Regions from separate parts of the Mus musculus genome. Here region 2 is linked to region 1. A link is a loop called in an ENCODE intact Hi-C map of the cell type or tissue named here. Cell type or tissue: left cerebral cortex. All regions are shown on one strand.

Region 1 (8,000 bases):
CAGAGTGTGTGACTAGAATCTCTCTGGTATAGAGGCATGTGCTCGCCAACCCAGAGTTGAGGAGGGGGAGACAGAAGGCTCAGAAGTTCAGTGTCATGAACCACATAGCAAGTGGGAAGCCAGCCCATGATGACTGACACTGTCCGATAAGCAGAAGCATCAGAATGAAAGGTGTTTTATTTAAGATTTTTTTATTCCACTGGGCGATGGTGGTGCACGCCTTTAATCCCAACACTTAGGAGGCAGAGGCAGGTGGATTTTTGAGTTCTGCGACAGCCTGGTCTACAGAGTGAGTTCCAGGACAGCCAGGGCTACACAGAAAAACCCTGTCTCGAAAAAAAGAAAAAAAAAAGATTTTTCATTTCTCTTTTTTTTTTTTTAAAGAAAAGATTTATTTTATATGAGTACACTGTAGCTGTCTCCAGACACACCAGAAGTGTGCATCGATCCCATTACAGATGGCTTGAGCTGCCAAGTGGTTGCTGGGACTTGAACTCAGAACCTCTGGAAGAGCAGTCGGTATTTGTTCTTAACCGCCGAGCCATTTCTCCTGCCCCATTCCTCTTTATTTTAATACTATAAAAATACCAGTGGTCACTAAACATTTGAAAATCTGTAGGTGTGATTAAAACTGTTTTTTTAAAAAAACTGTAACATTAAGGCTAACTGGTATGTTTTAGTTGGGGTATCTGTTGCTGCACCGAGATAAAGGTACCTTATGAGGAGGTTTATTTCAGCTTATCGTTGTCCCATCATGGAGGGAGAAAGGGCAGGAACTCTGGCAGGAACTGAAGCAGAGGCGTGCTTACTGTCATGATCCTCACGGCTCCCTCTGTGTGCCTGACTACACCACTAAGGTACCTGCTGGGGTGATGCTGCCCACAGGAAGTCGGTCCTCCCGCATGGATCATTAATCAAGAACATAAACCACAGACTTGCCTACAGGAGGCATTTTCTTAATCTAGGATCCTCTTTCCAGATGACTCTAGCTTGTGTCAGATTGTCAAAAGTACAAAAGCCTACCAGGACATACATGAGCTATGTAGGAAATGGAAGAGGGACTAGATTTGCGCGCGCGCGTGTGTGTGTGTGTGTGTGTGTGTGTGAGAGAGAGAGAGAGAGAGAGAGGGAGGAGATTGATTGATTAATTATAGTTCATTTATTTGGGAACTCTAGTTTGGAGTTGGTATAGCTGGTACACCAACTATAAAAAGAAAAAGTACACATATGTATTGTAGAATTGTCATGTGTGTGCCTGCCAGCTTTAATACAGACTTTTACTCCACAACTGCTCTAATCAGTATACATGTGAATGTGCACAAGTGCTTGACTGTGTGGACATATGATGGGCACACGTATGTGTGTGTATAAAGGTCTGCAGCTGACATCCTGTATCTTCTTGATCTCTGTTCATATTATTTATTGAGGCTGGGACTCTTGGTAAACCTAGAGTCCCTTGATTGAGATTTCAGTCCTCCTGCTTGCAGGGTAAGCACTTTATCCACTGAGCTGAGTCCGTAGCTGTAAACATTAAAACTAAGTAGGCGTGGTTGGGTTTTCCTGTTTGGCTGTTTACATAGGATCAGGTTGCATTCTGGTGAACTGGCGGAGTGCTATCAGCCCAACCACTGCGTCAGAAGATGACAAGTTAAACTTTTAGGGTGTGTCTGGGTATGGATGCTTCTGCACTGCATGGAGGCCAGAGGATAGCAGTTGATGTCCTCCTGTTCTGTGCACCTTATTCCCTCCAGACAGGGTCTCCTTGAACCTGGGGGTTCTGACTCGGGTCCTCATGTGTGCACAGCAAGCACTCCTACCCACTGAACGTCTCCTCCCTCAGAAAAGTGAAGCAGTCGGCAGAGAGCTCTCTCCACACTACTCCTGACTCTCCTAGGGCATAGGAGTGGTTCACAGCGCCTCTGCTGACTGCATAGACTGCCAAGGGAAGAGCTTGCTAGAGACAGGGCAAGGGAGCAGCAAGGAACAGGAGAGCAGGCTGCACTGGGCTGCTTAACCAATAGAATGGCTGGAATATGCAGCGCGGTCTCCTCGGACTTCTGTAGGCCAAGAACGGCTTGAAAACCCCAAAATGCTTAAGTTAGGTAAACTGTATTTTCTTTTTGTCTTGAAACAGGATTTCTCTGTCCTAGCATTCACATTGTAGACCAGGCTGGCCTGGCACTTAGGGATCTGCTTGCCTCCCAATTTTTTTCATTGCTGGGATGAAGGCTTGAGCCACCATGCTCGGCTAAATATTTTTAATTAATCTAATTTCATGTTTCTGAAGCTTCTTAAGGCAAATGTTCTTTGGAAAAGTACATGCAGTTTGGTTGTGTTGGGAATATTTTCAGTTATTCTGAAGTTTGGGAGTAGGTACATGAATTTGCTCTATTTGTTTTGGTACCATCTTTCCTGGCTGTTTCAGGAAGGCAGCTGTAACACAGCTGTCCTTAGAGGCACCATCTTTTCCTCTCCTGCCTGGGCTGTGCTATGTGCTAGTAGCTTCTCTGACCATTGTCAGCCACGCAGCACTGCTGTCTGAGGTCATGTTTACTTGGGGCCAGGTGGTCTGCTTGCCTAAAGTGCTTTCTTTGTGTTTCAGTCTGATAGCGGAGGAGCCTTTAAAGGTTTCAAAGGTTTGGTTGTGCCTTCTGGAGGAGGAGGGTTTTCTGGATTTGGTGGCTCTGGAGGAAAGCCTCTGGAAGGACTGACAAATGGAAACAGCACAGACAATGCCACGCCCTTCTCCAATGTAAAGACAGCAGCAGAGCCCAAGGCAGCCTTTGGTGAGTAGCCCTTCCTCTCCAGCCCTCTCTGAAATTGATGCTGAAAGAGAACTTTGCTACCCAATCGTCTGTCTTTGACAGGGTCTTTCAGTATAGCTCAGGATGACCTTGAACTCAATCCTCCTCTTGCAGCTTTCTAAAGACTGACCGGGATTATAGGTGTGTGCCACCAGACCCAGCCGGAGAGATGGTTCTAGGGCTGTGTCCTTGGATGGACCATTAAAGGACGGGACTGGGGAGGTGCATGGGACGAGATGGTCAGCAGAGCACACCTCTGTACCTGACACAGCAGTTGTATTCTTGGCTCTGCCAGCTGACAGCTATGTGACTTCAGTGTCAAGTTCATAGCCCCCAGACCCTGGAATTGACTCTCAGCAAGGAAGCACTTTGTAGACTCAAGAGTTTGACTTCCTGGTTCATGCATGCCAAGGGCCTTTTAGTGTACCTCCCACCACAATGGCCATTGGAAACTGGGGTGATACTGTCTTTGATCACAGTTTCCCTGATCTAAATTTGAACAGGAAATACTAAACACCTAACCTGTTGTGGATAAATTAGTCAGGAACTTTTGGGACTCACATAGAGAACAGGATTCTGGGCTGAATCCTAGAAATGACCGTGATTGGCTAGATTGTGTTTTGCTATTCTCAAAGTGTGTGTTGTATGGTGGTTGTTGGTTTGAGATAGCTCTCATGTAGCATAGCGGCTGGAGTTCAAGCTGGCCTCTAGTTTTGTAGAGGGAGGATGGCTTTGAACTTCTGATCCTCTTGATTCTGGGTTCACGTGTCAGATAGCCTCATGCACCACCCACTGCCCTGTTGAGTTTAGTCCTTAGGAAGCAGAGTGTACTAAGTGCCTTGGTAACCATTTGCTAGTTATCAGTTCCTCAGCATGAGTTCCTGAACACAAGCTTGGTAACAGGAAAAGCAGGGCATGATGGTAGCAGTCCAAAGACCTAGCTGTAGCTGAGCCTGGTGGCACACACCTGCTGTCAGCTTAGAACGCCGAAGTAGAATGGCAGGCTCCAGCTCAGCTGGGACTACATAGCAAGACCCTTTGAGACACGTTAAAAACCAAAACAAATGAACCCTTGTATGATTTGATCAAACCAGCTTTTAAAGTGCTTGCTCATTAACTTCTTACAGGTTCTTTTGCTGTGAATGGCCCTACTACCTTGGTGGATAAAAAGATTTCAAGTCCCAAATGCAATAACAGCAATCAGCCGCCCTCCTCCGGCCCTGCTTCCAGTACCGCCTGCCCTGGGAATGCCTATCACAAGCAGCTGGCTGGCTTGAACTGCTCCGTCCGCGATTGGATAGTGAAGCACGTGAACACAAACCCGCTTTGTGACCTGACTCCCATTTTTAAAGACTATGAGAGATACTTGGCGACGATCGAGAAGCAGCTTGAGAATGGAGGCGGCAGCAGTTCTGAGAGCCAGACAGACAGGGCGACGGCTGGAATGGAGCCTCCTTCCCTTTTTGGTTCAACAAAACTACAGCAAGAGTCACCATTTTCATTTCATGGCAACAAAGCGGAGGACACATCTGAAAAGGTGGAGTTTACAGCAGAAAAGAAATCGGACGCAGCACAAGGAGCAACAAGTGCCTCGTTTAGTTTCGGCAAGAAAATTGAGAGCTCGGCTTTGGGCTCGTTAAGCTCTGGCTCCCTAACTGGGTTTTCATTCTCTGCTGGAAGCTCCAGCTTGTTTGGTAAAGATGCTGCCCAGAGTAAAGCAGCCTCTTCGCTGTTCTCTGCTAAAGCATCCGAGAGTCCGGCAGGAGGCGGCAGCAGCGAGTGCAGAGGTGAGCACAAAGCCTCGGCTTCACATCTGCACAGGGCGAACGAGAGTGCCACAGGTGCTCCCTGTCCTGTGTGTGTCACGGTGCCTTAGTTCTTCTCCGTAAAATAGAGCAAGACCCATTTTAGAGCTGTTAAAGATCACAAGTGCCGAATGGGGTGGAGGTGTGGTTCTGTGGGAGAGAAATGGCAGCCTCTGTCTGCGTGAGATGGATCTCTAGATGCACAGGGAAGGTGTGTTAAAGACAGCTGGAGTAGAGGAAAAGCACTGGGCACGTGATGTTGCATATAGAAGAAGTAAATTAAAATCTTTTTGAAAATTGAATCTTACTGACAGAGCTCCCCAAGAGTGTCCATTGAACTTGGCTGTAGTTAGGAATTTGGCTGTAAATGAGCCGCTGTACCATTAATGTTGAGGCCAGACCTGACATAAAGGCTCACTCGTCCCCAGAGGAAGGCCCTGCTGTTGTGGGTCACACTCAGCTTCCTTGTACCCGTCAGTGTGCAGCAGGCACACTTACAGAGTTCCTTTTTGAGCTATTGGTACCACAGTGCTCATGTGTTCTATATAACATTTGAGGACCAGTTCCATCCAGTATAACTTTCTAAAATGCTGTGTGTGCTCAGCACATGTGCTGTCCAGTGTAGTGGCCCCAGCCATGCCTCGGCAATTGCATACGTGCGCTTTGCCTAGTGGTGCTGAAGGATTAGCTTTCTACTCTGAAGGACAGGTTGTTTTTACTTTTCTCTGTAGAGATGCGCTGGCTGTCCTAGAACTTGCTGTGTCAACAAGACTGTGTAGAACTCAACAAGGCTGTCCTTGAACTCCAAGTTCCACTGCTCTTCTCTCTGAACTCTTCAGCCGCCAGGGCCCAATAGGGGCCCTTTCGTTTCTCCTCTGCCTCCAAATAAGAGGAGAGTGTACCCTTCTATCATGCCCCAGTCCTGCAGCCTGCACTAGCAGACCCTGTTACCATCTTGTGGTTAGTTACCACACCTTAACATCAGAAAGTGGAACTTGTTCAAACAGCAGGTGTCAGGCCTTCCTGGATCATCTCCTCCTTCAGTCCTGGGTGCCTCAGTTAAGTAATCCGGCCAGGAGGTCCTAGTACCTCATGCTGGACCTTTGCCAGTCAGGGTTTCTCTGTGTAGCTCTGGTTGACCTGGTACTAGATTAGTTTGGGTTTTTGGTTCAAGTCTGGCAGGTTTACACAACTGTCTTTTCTCTTGGAGAAGATCCTTCCTGCTTGTATGTCAGCCTTTGTCTCTGCCCCTCACTGTGGTGAGGCTCTCCTGAACAGATGTGCCCTTCTTGCCCTCTCAGTGAAGCAAGTCCTCAGTACCAGATCCTTGGGCTCTCGGACAGTTCAGACAACTCTTGGGAGCAGTTTCTCTGACCAGTATGACCTTTAAAAAGATTATTTTTGTTCTTTTGGCCATTGCTGGTTATCCCGGGCACAATGTGCTCTGGACACAAGAACATTTTGTCAGGGATGGTATGGGTGCCCTTTTCCTCTGTGCAACCTGAGTATGTATAATTTTGTACTTAGTATGTTTTGGTGAATGTCATAAACAAGGATGCCTTTCATTCTTGGGCTTTGGACAAGTTAGAAGTTACTTTAGAATAGAGAAGAATGTTGCCATTATTAAGTGTGGCAAGATGGCTCAGCAAGTAGAGATGCTTGCCACCAGGCCCAACAACTGAGTTTGTTGCCAGGAACCCACAAGGTAGAAGGAAAGAACCAAATCCCACAAGTTGTCCTCTGACCTCCACACAGTACACGTGTGTGTGCACACATACTTGCACACTAAATTTAAAGTTTCACAAAATAAATCCAGCTGGCACCTCTTCCCCTAAAACAGTAAGGTGCTCACAGCCGTCGTTTCTAGCTTACAGGGGTTAGTCCACGCTGATGTCTAGGATGATGGGAACGGGTGTCTTCTGACTCTGAGTTGTTTCTGTGCCAGATGGTGAAGAAGAGGAGAATGACGAGCCACCCAAGGTAGTGGTGACCGAAGTAAAGGAAGAGGATGCTTTCTACTCCAAAAAGTGAGTGGGGGTGGGGTCCTGCAGGCCTTGCTCAGCCAAGCAGACTGAACAGCTGCAACAGCAAGAATGATTGGCCTACTTGGTTGGTTGATTGGCTGGTTGGTTTTGGTTTTTCAAGACAGGGTTTCTCTGTGTAATCGTCGTTGTCCTGGAACTCTGCAGATCAGGCTGGCCTTGAACTCAGACTCACCTGCCTCCACTTCCTGAGTGCTTGCAGGATTTTCCTAATAATCTAAGGGTCTGCATGTAATGCACAGGCTTGGAGAACAGCATGCTACTTTATCCATAGTTACACTCTAGTCCAGATTTATCTCTGGATCTTAGGGGATGAAAATTGAAGGCCTGAAGGGAATTTGAAAAAATAAAAAGTAATGGGTACAGCAGGGTGGGAGAGATGCAGAGAAGTTCCTGGTTCTGTGCCATTGTAGAGAGCCTGGGTCACAGGGCACATGAGAGCAGGCAGTGGAAGTGGGTCAGGTGAGATATTGACTGACTGAGGAAAGATGGTCACAGGTATTACAGAGGATTTGTACAGAGGGTTTGTAGGGGACTGTGATTGTCGCTCACTAGCAAAGTGCTTGCCTAGCATTGCCCCACGATACAAAGAAAGGTGGGGGTGGGAAGGTAAATTCTACAATATCTAACTAGATTACCATACGGTTTTGTTTGGTTTTACCTGGATGCCATCAATCCAGTAAAGAAGGTTTATCCTTTCTTTACCCACTGCAGTTATGGCTGTTAGCAAACTGACTTGTTGAATGCCTGATCGTGTCTGTTGTTTCCCCACAGATGTAAACTATTTTACAAGAAAGACAACGAATTTAAAGAGAAGGGTGTGGGGACCCTGCATTTAAAACCCACAGCAACTCAGAAGACCCAGCTCTTGGTGCGGGCAGACACCAACCTAGGTGGGTGCAGAGCCATCACAGTGCCCTGTGTAGAGAGCCCTATCCTGACACTGCAGTTCTTTGTGTTTTGAAGCTCAATAATAGGGGTTGGTTTGTTTGTTTGTTTGTTTTATGAGCAATCATGAGATTCATCTTCTGATTACTAATATGGACGTGGTTTTTGAGTATTGGGACATGATGTAGGTGTGTTGTTAAAGCTTGGTTTCCTGTGGTGGAGGGTTGCATGCATACATCCATGTGCTTACTGAGCTCAGAGAAGAAGTACACAGGTCTCAGTTTAAAGGGGTCTTTGTGGAGGGGAGGGCTGGTATGTGGAGGCCCAAGAATGTCAGGTCTCATTCCTCAGCTGCTCTCTACCTTTATTTTTGGAACGTGGTCTCTGTAACCTGAAGCTCACTGATGAGCTTGCCAGTCTGGCCGTTGGTGCCACAGCCCCCATCCCTATCCTTTCCCACT
Region 2 (8,000 bases), 110 kb after region 1:
GGCTCTGATCTTTTGGCTGCTGAAAAACAGGAAATGAGGTAATGCCTTTAAGCTTGTAGTGTTTATAAAGAACTGTAAATGGCTAAATATGGGCAGCTATTCAGTTCATCACCACAGGGGTCCTGAGAGTAGGAGTCTTGTGCGTCCCCTGCTGGTTGCTTTGATCTCTAGAGGTCCTTAGCTGCCTAAAATCCCAGACAGAGGCCCCTCCCCCTGTTGAGGTGGGAACCCTTGTAATATTGGTGCAAGTCTGGCAGCAGAGACTTCAAATCCCCCAACTCAGGCTGAGGCAGAGTGGATCAGGAACCAGCTATAGCTTGCCTGCACAGGCCAGAGCTCCCTCCTGTTCTGTGAGTGTCTCTTGTTCTCTTGGGGGAACTGAAATAGCTTGTTTTTTGTGTTACATTGCAGAGGTTGAAGTGTATATTTGGGATTTTAACTGTGATACCTACAGGTGAATGGCAAGTGAAAAACAGTTGAACAGGAGGAAGGAATTAGAAAATGTTTATTTCTTTATGCGGTAAAGGTTGAGGCTGTGTTGTTTCTGAGGCACATAGGCTGCCAGTGGCTGAAGTTGGCTTTAAAGTGCTGGCTCGAGTAGGCCACGTTGAAGGGCTTTCCCCCAGGCAGGAAGGCATAATCACTCTGGAGACACGGAGTGTGCTTTATGGTAGCTTCCAACAGGAAGCGCAGTAGGCTAGCTCAGTGTTCTGTCTTGCAGGGCCCTGAGCCTTGGTCTCAACTGTGGGATACAGCCCAGCTGCCTGGCCCAGCAGTTTGGTTTGCAGAGCTTCCCTCTAAAGAGGACTGAGCTGGGAAGGTTGGCCAGTTAGCAGGTATCCATGCTTTCCAGCTGCTAACAGAATGGAGGACTGTGCATAGGCTCATTGGACACCTGGGCTGGGATCCATGGGCAGTGGAGGGGTTATATGAAATAGAACATTATAACTTGCCTTAGAAAATTTCTAATAGATTACCAAGCCGAAATAGGCTTGACCTTGCATGGTGACTGCAGTGAGTAGGCGGCCACACTCCCCTGCCCAAGGGACAGGCAGCATTCTCTGCCAGCTTCAGGGTTCGGCCCATGAACTGGTTTCTTAGCCCTGAGGATAGGCCATGGACCTTGGGGATTTTGGTGGAAGCTGAGAGTGCACCCTCCAAGGTGGGAGGTGGATGCATGCAGATGTTTTCATGGTGACTGCAGAATCCCATTGTCTCAAGCCTGAGGGTGCACCTGAGAGACCCGTGAGCTGTGTGGTCTTTCCCAGAGTTATGTTTGGTGACCTATTTCAGTCCTGTGTGAGGAGGTGGGGGGGTCCAGCATTCCCCGAATTCCCACTGTTGATCCCCGGGAGTGCTGCTGCTGGGTGTGGGGAGGGGAGGTTCAGGACCCTTCTTCATTTGTTTTGGGGTGGTTGCTCTGTGTAGCCTAGGCTGGCCTTTGACCTGAGGTCCTTCTGCGTCTGCCCTTCTAACTGATAGGATCACAGGCGTTCTGCCCCTCCTTTGCCTTGGCACTTGTGCTGCTCAGAGCACTGTCCTCCATGGCCGGCCAAGTGCACACAAGTTGTGCACACAAGTTGCTCACCGTGCTCCTAGCATCTTGCGCCCATGAAGGGCTAGTGGTGGAGGTGGCAGTCAGTCCGTAGGTTGTAGTCCCACGTGGGAGGCTTGCTTTACATTTTGAGCAGTTTCTAATAACACAGGGGGACTAAAATTAGGACATGAACTCTGCTCTCAAATGACATGAAAAATATCGTTAAAAAGCTTGGTGGAAAAGGGGACAAGGCACCATAATCCCCAGTGATGGTAGCTATAGGCCTTTATACCAGGTGCCCAGCCTGTTTCCTTGTTTACTGTAACCACTAGCTCTAGACTCAAGGGAGACTGGTAGATGGTTTTGTCTTAAAGAGACATTGCCAGGGTAAAAGCACGCAACCTGGGGCCAGTTCACCAGAGCTGCTCTGTCTGGAGCCTGACCAGGGAAGCCAGGCAAGATTATCGGCTGCAGAGGAACCACTTGTGTGGGCCTTTTTCTAGTTGGCACTTTCTGGGTGTTCTAATTAAAGGGGAATCAGGACCTTTGACTCAGCTTCATCCTCTACAGTCTTCCGAGGACTCATAAAACATCTTTCTTCTCTGTAGGATTCACAGATGGAGTCAGTGGAAAAGACCACGAACAGAAGTGAGCAGAAATGCAGGTAAGTAGGCAGTTACGGGGTTCCTAACTGTTCCGGAAGTGGGGAAGCTGGCAGGGGAGCCCATGGCTGCTCACCGTGGTTTGCTCCAGCACAAGAAGCATTCCAGAAAGTGGCTTTCTGCTCAAAGAAGCTACCAGAGCCCCATCTCCAAACCAAGCAACTCAAGTGGTGGGTGGGAAGGGCCATGGGACTGTGCATGGCCAGCAGGTCCCACTTACTGGAAGGAAGGTGATGTGGAGTGAACTGCTGACCACAGAGAACACAGTGGGCTTTAGGAAGCAGAAAACCTGCAGAAGTCACCACAGCAAGAGCACTCTGTTGCTTACAGTGCAGATTTACCAGCTATTGCAGCTTCAGAGCAGCTGAGGGCTGAACTTTCATTCTCAGTTATCTGTAAATGTATTTATTATTGTAGGCGACAAGGACTGGTTTCTCCCTCCCTCCCTCCCTCCCTCCCTCCCTCCCTCCCTCCCTCCCTCCCTCCCTCCCTTCTTTCTTTCTTTCTTTCTTGTTTTTTTCGAGACAGGGTTTCTCTGTGTAGCCCTGGCTGTCCTGGAACTCACTCTGTAGACCAGGCTGGCCTCGAACGCAGAGATTCTCCTGCCTCTGCCTTCCACGTGCTGGGATTAAAGGTGTGTGCCACCACTGCCCAGCTAGGGACTTGTTTTCTGGTAATGAACAGAAGGGCAAATTTGAGACCTGAACATTCTAGATGTTTCCAGACTGCAAGCTTTCAGTACTTCCAAGCTGACTGTTGGTCTCCTCCTCCCTTGTTCTTAAATAGAAAGTTTTTAAAGAGCCTCATTAGAAAGCAACCCCAGGACCTGCTCTTGGTCATTGGGACTGGCGTGAGCGCAGCTGTGGCCCCAGGCATCCGAGCGCTCTGCTCTTGGAGGAGCTGCATTGAGGCGGTCATCGAGGCTGCGGAGCAGCTGGAGGTTCTGCACCCTGGCGACGTTGCTGAGTTCCGGAGGAAGGTGATGAAGGATCGGGACCTGCTGGTTGTGGCCCATGATCTGATCCGGAAGATGTCACCTGTGAGTCTCAGACACATCAGGTTTCACAGCATTGGTGTACCGTTCTAGTCCAGGTTGAAGGAGTGTGTACATTGAACACTAGGCCTCTCTGAGCAGAGGTTCTGTTTGTTAGTGCTCAGCCTATCAGGCCACCATCTGTGGGGTGTTTTGTTTTGATTTTTAAGATGGGTTTCTCTTTGTAGCCTTGGTTGTCCTGGAACTCACTCTGTAGACCAGGCGGTTCTCAAGCTCAGAAATCCACCTGCCTGTGCTTCCTGAATGCTGGAATTACAGCTGTTTGCCACTGTGCCCAGCGGATCCTACTCTTTTAAACCTCAGTACTGGGCTGCTTGCAGGTCCTGGATTAGTTAGTAGTAATGGCCCCTGAAGGCTGGCTGGCTCTGGATGGTGTTCCACTGCCGTTTTTAGTGTGAGATTTGTGAGACACTGACTGTTTTGGTTGAGTAGGCTACTCATAGCTCTGCAGAGACCAGCTGGTTCTTAGAAGACATTTTAAGGTGGGAGGTTAGTGTCTGCCGATAGAAGAACTAGCAGAAGGTAACAGAGTTGGGGATGCAGAGGACAGTTACTGAGAGGCCCCGGCCGGATGAGGGTGGCTCTGTTGTCTGATGTAGGCTGAACAGCAGCGTGGGAGAAGCTGGAGTAGGCTGTTTCTCAGTGTTCTGTGCTCATGGAGATGTGCAGTCGGCATATAGAGGAGGCAGGAGGAGACTTGAGATGGGCGCCTAAGGGAGGATAAGACTGTGAAATGGTCATCAGGACTGGTGGTGTGGGGGTCTCCAAAAGACCAGAGACCCCAAATGGTGGTTTTATCGGGATAGCAATTCTGGTTCCTACATTGAAACCTGGGGAGACAGCCCAGGAACATGCAGGAGCTCAGTGGCACTGGAGACCTGGGCTTTACCACCCTCAAGCATGAAGTCCCCTGAGTTTGTATAGTTAGCTGCCCGACTCCCTCTACCCCCTTCCCACTCCTTCTGGTGAGCAGATGGGGTCGCCAACCCTCCCCTCTCGTGGCTTTGCATGGAGTCGTCACTACGTCACTGGCTTCACCCGGTGCTGCACTTCACCTTTCCAGGCTGGGGGCGTTTTCAGTTAGGTAGCTGTGCCAGATGTGGGTGTTCTGTTAATCAGGGATAACTGACATCATAGGTAGAGACTGGGCCAAACCTTACCTGCTAGCCATTTTTATAAAGTCTCGTTGGCATGTGGCCATACCCTCTTGCTAATACATTGTCTGTGGCTGCTTTCATGCCCAGAGGCCAGCTTGAGTAGCTGCAGTAGGAACTGTGGCCATAGGCCTAACAGATTTACTCTCTGGCACTTGACACAAAGGGTGCTAATCCCTTGTACAGGAAGATGAGAGCTTACCCTTGGGCCAGGGAAACCTGTGGGATGGCTGCACAGCACCAAGGGTATGCGGCTCACTCAGGGAGAGGCCATCGGGTTGATGATACTGATGGTCAGGAGATGGGTCTAAAGCTCACCCTGATGCGTCTTCTCCTGGTGCATTCTTCCAAGCCTCCCACGGAGAGTCAGGGGAGGGGGTCAGCAGGCCTCCCCGCCATGCTGGCATGTTTATGAGCCATCCTAGAGGATACCAAGTTGGTTTTATTAGGGGGTTATGGTCCCATGGATAAAGATGAGGATTAGCAGGCACCAGGGGCAGAGCCTCAGGATGACATACATCCCCATAGCCTCCTAGGAGGAGGAGGGGCCTACGGGGAACTTGCCTGGTGGCTCTGTCTTGCCCTGCGGGCCCCTGAGGTGGTGCTGACTGAGACTGAGTGGTGCTGTAGGAAGCCTAGGTTAGGACTCTTCTTGGGGAACATGGGACCTCTTGACCTCTCTCCTGTCCAGCTCGAACCCATCTTGGTTCCCTTCAGCAGCGCTATCTGCTGTTCTCATTGCTCCCCACCTTCCCTGGCCCACATGGGGAAAGTAGGGACTTTCCATAGCACCTCATGGCCTGGCACTGGGTCAGCTCTCTGACCTGCCCTGCTACACGGGCCCCGTTTCCACAAGCACTGCACTGCCTTTGTACCTGCCCCTGCTCACAGCAGTCTTGAGAGCTCCCACTCCTCCAGGTCTCAGAGAGACCTCCATGGGCCTTTCCTGCCTGCCCTACACCCACTCCTGCCTTGCTTTGCCCCAAGTGTTTATTCTGCAGTGCTATGTCCTTGTACTTGGCCTGGCCTGCCCTCCCCCGAGGCTGTTGTCATTCTTTGTTCTGGTAAGAGTGTGCATCCTTACTCATGTGCCCTCAGCTTACTACCAGCCTTGACCAGCCTCTGCTGTTCCTAACTTCTCTTCGTTGTCATTTTGAGACAGGGCCTCTCTACATAGACCTGGCTGGCCTGTAGTTCACCCAGTTAGACCAGGCTGGCCTTGAACTCACAGAGATACTCCTGCTTCTACTTCTGCCTGTGTTTCATGCACCATCACGGTCAGCATGTGTTCCTAACCTTTGATCTGCCTCTCTGCAGCGCACAGGCGACACCAAGCCCAACTTCTTCCAGGATTGCCTGATGGAGGTGTTTGACAGCTTGGAGCAGCACATTCAGAACCCGGTGGTGCTGCGGTCCATCCTCAGCCTGATGGACAGGGGCACCATGGTGCTGACCACCAACTACGACAACCTGCTGGAGATCTTCGGGCAGCAGCAGAGCAAGCCCATGGAGTCCTTGGACTTGAAGGATAAGACGAAGGTGCGGGCCGAGTGGGCAGGAGGCTCTGGGAGCCATGCCCTCCCCCACCCACTTGCGATGCTTCCCACTGTCCACTCTTTTCATGCTCTGTCCTACTCCTACAAGCAGTTGTCACCTACGTTGGCTGGTTAGTGACTACCGTGGGAATGTGGCAATAGAGCCAGCACAGAAAAAGGCACCCATGATCCTCTCGTGGTGTAGATTTTTTTCTTATAGTTGGGATTTAATGGATGCAAACATTTCAAACCTGTGTTTAATTTTTTCTCCCTTTTAGAGACAGGGACTTGCTGAGTAGCTCAGGCAGATTTTATCCTTGGGCTCCACCTGCTTCTGCTTTCAAGTTCCTGGGGTTCCAGACTCACTGTATAGACCATGCTGGCTTTGGATGGATAGCAGTCTTCCTGCCTTTACCTTACAAATGCTGGCACTACAGTCATATTCCACGATGCCTGACTTCACTAAGCTATTTGTCTGTTATTTCTGTATTGCTGTGATGAGGCACCATGATCAAGGCATCTCATAGAAGAAAAGCATTTATCTGAGGGCTTGCTTATAGTTCCAGAGGGTGAGTCTATGACCATCATGGTAGGGAGTGTGGCAGCAGGCGAGCAGGCATGGCACTCGAGCAGTAGCTGAGAGCTTACATCTGATCCACATATTGGAGGCAGAGAGAGACTGGGCCTGGTGTGAGCTTTTGAAACCTCAAAGCCAATCTCCAGTTACAGACCTCCTAATCCTTCCTAAACAGCTCTACTGGCTATATGAGCCTAGAGGGCCACTCTAATTTAAAGTGTATTATTTTAAATTTTAAAAGAATAAGTATAGATTTACTAAGAACAAGTGAGAAAGAACTTCTGAGAGTGGGTTCTCAGGGACAAGTGCCCCAGGAAATTGTTTACAGTGATTTTGGCCCCAGCTCTGCCTGGGAGCACCCATTCCCTGTCCCTTGCCTGCAGTGGAGTTATGAGAAACAAAGCAAGCAGTTATGGTGGTGCACACCTGAATCTTAGCACATTGGAGGCCGAGGCAGGAGGATTACTATAAATTTTGAATCTATTCTGAGTTACATAGTGATTTTAAGAAAAGTCTGGGCACGTGTCTCCAAAACAAACTAAAACAGCCAGACGTATTTCTGTCTGAGAGGTGCAAGTCCTATTTTCCCTCCTCTATTGCAAAGGTGGAGCAGTTGGGTCGTATGGACCACTTTTCATTTTTGGCATGCTTGCTTTTTCTTATGCTTCTGTTAGGTGTATTAGGGAGTCAGAGGCCACCTGTGCTGTTGCCCACTGAGTTGTGGTGTATGTTCTCTCTGTGCTAGCCTGGTTGGCTGCTTTGGTATCCCTCATGGTGACATGGCCCTGTGATGGGGTGTGGCACAGGCTGTGGCTGAGCATGATAGCACCTTTGAAAATGACTAGTCAAGTGTGGGTAAGAGAACTGTCTGTTGGCTCCCACCTCTAGTGAGCCTGTCTCTGTAGAGCCTGCAGATGCTGAGGCCCACACTGAGAGACATGAAGTATGGCCTGTAGCTTGAACTAAGATGAATGCAGGGGCTATTTGAGATACAGTGTTGATGGTGTAAAAGTAACTAGCTTGGGGTAGAACACTCATCTAGGATGTGTGAAGGAGGACATGGGTTTTACCTGAAGAACCACGAAACATAAAAATGGAAACAGAGGGTGTGGTGGCACACTCCTTTAATCCCAGCACTCGGAAGGCAGAGGCGGGCGGATTTCTGAGTTTTAGGCCAGCCTGGTCTACAGAGTGAGTTCCAGGACAGCCAAGGCTACACAGAGAAACCCTGTCTCAAAAAACCAAAAGAGAAAAAAAAAATGGAAACAGAACCAGCTACAACCCCACAACAATATAGAATTAACTGCATATAACTAAGAAGGTCCCTCCCCTATGTAGCCACAATTAGCTGCTGTGACAGCAGTTATTTCCACACACTGTCTTCAGTAAAGGCCTCGCTGAGATTCTGGGCAGGATAACTAGTTTCTGTTTTAAAGGTATAATTATGAATGGAAACATTTACTTTTTTGGATAATTTTGTT

The links. Hi-C counts contacts between places; a loop is a spot of excess contacts. Peaks named below come from ENCODE experiments on the same cell type or tissue, not always from the same donor. Only the 100,000 strongest peaks of a DNase experiment are listed, where the experiment ranks them.
Region 2: it touches region 1 in a loop (2.6-fold over the local background); 7 of 42 quality-filtered maps call a loop at or near these places.

Annotation. Positions count from the first base shown.
Region 1 is chr15:84,930,933-84,938,932 of GRCm38, forward strand. Nup50 (nucleoporin 50) reads left to right here. Exons shown (of 8, transcript NM_016714.2): 4 at 2,603-2,786; 5 at 3,932-4,591; 6 at 6,555-6,636; 7 at 7,426-7,544. Among named protein-coding and RNA genes, the nearest start is that of Nup50, 12 kb to the left of the region's middle. In left cerebral cortex, no CTCF peak of the experiment used is centred here; DNase peaks (open chromatin) are centred at 4,188 and 4,660.
Region 2 is chr15:85,042,635-85,050,634 of GRCm38, forward strand. Fam118a (family with sequence similarity 118, member A) reads left to right here. Exons shown (of 9, transcript NM_133750.4): 2 at 2,146-2,201; 3 at 2,986-3,238; 4 at 5,725-5,946. The coding sequence starts at 2,155. Among named protein-coding and RNA genes, the nearest start is that of Fam118a, 9.6 kb to the left of the region's middle. In left cerebral cortex, a CTCF peak has its summit at 144 (motif pointing left); DNase peaks (open chromatin) are centred at 117 and 3,776; H3K27ac peaks cover 1,627 bases.